Regions from separate parts of the Homo sapiens genome. Here region 2 is linked to region 1. Evidence: chromatin loops called from intact Hi-C (ENCODE). Cell type or tissue: gastrocnemius medialis. All regions are shown on one strand.

Region 1 (2,500 bases):
GGAAATTATATTTGTGTAACATCTCTGTAGTAATAGCTGATCACTTTTCTCAACAGAGAGCAGTCCTTAGTCTCAGGCTTTCAGCAGATGAGAGTACCAAGCTAGAATTTTTTCATTGTACTTACTTTTTCAGTAAGTGACATAGATTTTCAATCAGTCATCCAGTGACAGCAATATAAAATGTCATTACACCATGTATTTTAGTTAAAGGAAGTGAGTTTATTGATAGAAAACACATTACATAAGTAATATTCAATTGATATTCAGATTCATCAAAAGTTATTACCATAATACACAAATGACTCAATTTGGGGAAAAATTATTTAATATTTAGCTCAATTACTTTCAAACGACGATACTCACTCCATGGAAAACTAGGGTTTACAAGGAGGTGCCTCCACTATTGGGTTGAGGAGATGGCAATGAGCAGGCAAGGAGAGAGTGAGCAAAGAAGTTTAAGGAAACCAGCCCTGGAATCAACTAGAGCAACTCATATTACTTATTTATAGAAAACAGGAAACTTCAAAAAAATACAAAGAGGGCAATAATCATGCATATTCACATCTGTGATTATTTCCTTTTACTGTATAGTCTTTCAATCTTTTTCTAAGCTCATACACATTTTTTAAATTACATTGTCATAATGTTACATACTTAAACTAGTACTATAAAATGCTAATTTTCTGTCATTAAATGCTCTTTAAAAATTAATTTGTGGACTGTAGAATATTTATTTAAACTGTAAACCTTAGCTTCATTTCTATATAAAATGAAAATTGGACTAGACGACATCTAGAATTGTCTTCCTGGTCTAATAGCCCTTCGCTCTGCTAAGTGAATAGTGAAACACTCCTGAATTACTTAAATAATTAAATCCCTGTCCTATTCACCCTGAAAGGCAGTTCATGGAACTGCCTATGTGAGAAGTAGCTCCACTGCACAGCAACTACAACAATTTGGAACATCAGTGTATATATCTACAACTTGAGTCCATATTTGAAAGCACTGTCTTTTATGACCACAGTGTCATATTATGTATGAAATGCTTCTAATTAGTCACCACCCTCTCACTTTACCTCAGCTCAGCCTGCTCTGGAGGGTGACTGACTGCCTGTCTATTTAAGGCACCTCCCAGGGCTCCACATGAGCATAAGTCATCTCACTCATGTTTTAAGTTAGGCAATCCAAAACTTAACCTTTGTGCTTGCTAAGAATTTATCATGCAACTTTTTTTGTTGTTATGTACTAGCAGATAAAGAGACAAAATTTCACCTTATTTATATAGATTTCAAGAAAAGTTAAAGATAACTATAAGCTGCTCTTTGTTGAAGGCTGAATGTGACTATATCCTGTTCCACTTTTCTGTAGCTCGTGCTGGGGGAGGTGTCTCCATTTGTCTTTATATCTGTAGTCTTTAGGACTTCAGGGAAGGGTAATTTATTCATTTTATTTCATAAATATTTTCTAAGTACACACATATGCTAGCCATTCTGGTAGGTCCTTAAGACATAGAGATAAATAGAATATTCCCTTTTCTTAAGTCTTAGTCTAGTAAGGGAGAGAGGAAGAGAGAGAAACAGTAGCTACAGCTATATGTGCCTTGATGAAAGAATGTCCAAAGTGGTTAGTTAAAAGAAACACACACTCACACACACACTTCAGAAATGAGACTGTCTTTGAGGAAAGTGCCAAAGGATACTTTACTGGGTTGAATAGAGTCCTTGCAAAATTCATGTCCTTCCTGCAACCACAGAATGTACTCTAATTTGGAAACAGGATTGTCACAGATGGAATTAGCTAAGAAAAGGTCATACTGGAGTAGGATGACCCTTATGCAGTATGACTGGTGTCCTTCTAAGATGAAGAGAAGACACACAGAAACAGAGACACTAATTTAGTCGGGGATAATATGGCCATGTGATAACAGAAGCAAAGATTGAGTGATGCACCTACAAGCCAAAGGACACCAAAGGTTGTTGACAAACACCAGAAGCTAGAAGAGTCAAGGAAGGATTCTCCCCTAGAAAATCTTAGAGCACAGCTCTGCCAGCACATTGATTTCAGACTTCTAATCTCCGGACTGGTGAGGCAATATATTTTTCTTGTTCTAAGCACCAGTTGCACTTTGTTGCAGTATCCCTGGAAAATTAAGAACATATCTAGGAGCTCATTAAGTAGATTGAGGGGAAAGATTTTCCAAGTGAAGGTAACAGTATGTTCAAAGGCATGCAGGAGTGAAAGAGTATTCAGAAGAGTCTCATCAACATAATTGAGTTACCTAAATACAATGTGATATGTGCAGTTTAATAAATAACATACACACAAACAGTGTGTGATAGTCCTCATTATTTCACACATTTCGTATATGCCTCAGAATCAACAAGAGAAATGAAACAAACCTTTTTTCCTTAGCCTCACTTAATGAATCTCCCAATCTCTGACTTTGCGGCTGCATGGCCGTCTTCTCTTGTGCCTTCATTATTGAATATTTTGCAAATCA
Region 2 (2,500 bases), 130 kb before region 1:
TTTGTTTCTCTCTCAACAGTCCAGAATACGTCAACAGTGAGAGTGACCAGTGACCCAGGTTTTTTCTATCCTGTTACTTTACCATCCCAGCTTGAGGCTGCCTCATCAGCCCCACATTTGTCAAGTCCAGACTGCACCTTGCAGTTCCGGCAACTTCATTTCTAAATGATGTGACCCAGGTAGTATATATAGCTTCATCTCATATTCTAATCACATGTCCACTCCTGGCTGGAAAATGTAGTCTCTAGCCAGGTTGGCTATGTGCTCAGATAAAACTGGGGAATTCTGTGATGAAGAAAAAAAGAAGAGAATGGATGCTGAGACACAATTAGTAGTTTTTTACCTGACAAACCACTTTGGGACCTTTAGGTTATGCTTCAGTATCAGAAGGAATCTGTTTTGTCATATTCTGTACTACGCTGCAGTGTATTCATCTGTAAGTGAGAAGCACTGACATCTCCTCAAATAACAGTCAATACCTTTAATATGATGTAGCAATCTTATATTTTTCCCACTATTAAGAAACTAAGGCATGGAAAACATTTTCCTTTGATATTTTTAAAAGTACCGTTCTGTGAGCCTCCACTGTGTTTACCCTAGGGCTGAGGTAGGCCTGGAGATAAGGGACTAGCCAGAATATTTAACACCAGTCAATCAGAATGGGTGCCAGCTGTGGATGGATGGCACACTTACCTAGGCACATACCAGCTGAGTATCAGCCCTGTCTAGGGGCTGAGGCATCTCAATAGGAATTTTAGAATGAAGTGAGGAGCCTCATAGGAGATAATTTAACCTAAGGGAAGTGAGTTGAAATTCAAAAGTTTGGTTTGGGAAGGAAAAGATTCTAAGCTCACTGCATTATCTGTCACTTGGAATGCCACCATAAGTTCAAATTTGAGTCCCACGTGAAGAAGTCAGCAAACAGGCAAATAAACATGATAGACAGAGATATGTTCCCCTCCCCCCATAAAAATCTGTCAGATGTGGGAACATGAGCTTTCAATCATCTAGTAGTTGATGCAATGGAAAGATTCTATGCTGCAATCTTTGGCAGTAACAAGAGATAGTGCCCTTGGGTCAGATGACAATGCCATCAATGTCTGGCATCAGCATGCTCAGAGATATGTTACTAGGGGTAGGTAGCTGTGGCTGTCCCTTTGGTGTGGATTGGCAGCAGTAGCCCCCTTTGTGGACACTGGAGCATAGCTGCTGCATTAGGAATTGGCATTAACAGAGGAAATCTTTGTAGAAGACTGGAGCTGGGGAGCAGGGAATTCTTTAGCAGTCAAGGGTCCTAAACCTGGTTGTATATGGGACTTACGTGTGGGCCATGTAGGACTCTCAGAAATATTTGAGAGAAGCTTAAGAGGGCCTGGAATTTGTCTCTACATGATGATGCGAGTTAAGACAGACTGTTTGACATTTACTGTGACACTTTCTCTACCATCTCTGTTTATTGTTTTATATATACGGACCTCACAGTTAGTGCTCTTGATCTGTTCCCTCTAGTGCTTGAGCCCTCATCAGGTAGAGATTCAAGCCAGTTACCTTACTGCCCCACCATACTTGTCCTGTCATTGATTTGCCAGGATTCCCAGAAGAGGGAAGGGTGCCAGTGTAGCACCCTTTCTATTCAGGAACAGGCAATCTTGAGGCTGAAATAAAATGGGCCTCTTCACTAAAGTATCTCATTTCATTCAACTACAGTTTCTTTTCTGCCTTGATCTCACTTTGAGTACCATTTGCTGCTGCTGATTCACAGCTCCGTGACAGAATGAGAATCATACAATTAAGCAAGTTTCTCGTGTTCTAGCCTTTTGTCAACAATTTTTCTAATTATGTTCTTCTTATCATTAATTTTGTTTCTTAGCATTTTAATCTGGCAAGATGTTTTACCAGAGGAAAGGATACAAACATCGTTTTATAAAATGACTCAAGAGATGGTTCGGGGGTTGGCTTAGTTGGATATGCTGAAGATATTTCAACAGGTGTGTTTTGTGGTAGAATAATTAAGGACAATAGCATAAACTCACCTTTTAGTTCCCAAACAGAAAAAAAGAAAGAGTGCTAAAATATGCCTGGTGCTGTAACAAGCCCTGAAGTTTCAATGGTAAAAAACAGACATGAAGTCTGCTTTTGTGTTGTCTACCAGGTCTCTATTTTCATGTTAGCACAATCCTCTTTTTGGCAGAAAATATGGCTTTAAAATTTCAAATGCACTTCCAAAATTAAAACTTCTTAGTTTGAATTCTAGATGCCCCCAGTTTGGCTCTGAACTACCTTGAAAAATAACTCTTTTGTCTGGTTAGTTTGAGATAACCCAACTGACTCGAAGAACTGTCCCAATTACGAATGTTGATTCAGGTTGTATTCTTCTCTTGGAATTCCCATCCTACCATTCACTCTTGGGGAAAAAAAAAATCTCTCCATCTTTAAAACCTACCTCAATGACACATTTTACTAAAGACTTTGCAAATATTCATAGGTAAATGTAATTTCT

What was found. Peaks named below come from ENCODE experiments on the same cell type or tissue, not always from the same donor. Only the 100,000 strongest peaks of a DNase experiment are listed, where the experiment ranks them.
Region 2: a loop joins it to region 1, with 3 times the contacts of the local background. A loop is called at or near these places in 1 of 110 quality-filtered maps.

The regions. Positions count from the first base shown.
Region 1 is chr3:155,064,355-155,066,854 of GRCh38, reverse strand. It overlaps a transcript of MME not described here. Among named protein-coding and RNA genes, the nearest start is that of MME, 15 kb to the left of the region's middle. In gastrocnemius medialis, no CTCF peak of the experiment used is centred here; a DNase peak (open chromatin) is centred at 1,114; H3K27ac peaks cover 2,332 bases.
Region 2 is chr3:155,191,718-155,194,217 of GRCh38, reverse strand. No RefSeq gene overlaps it. Among named protein-coding and RNA genes, the nearest start is that of LINC01487, 48 kb to the left of the region's middle. In gastrocnemius medialis, no CTCF peak of the experiment used is centred here; DNase peaks (open chromatin) are centred at 117 and 1,097; H3K27ac peaks cover 2,500 bases.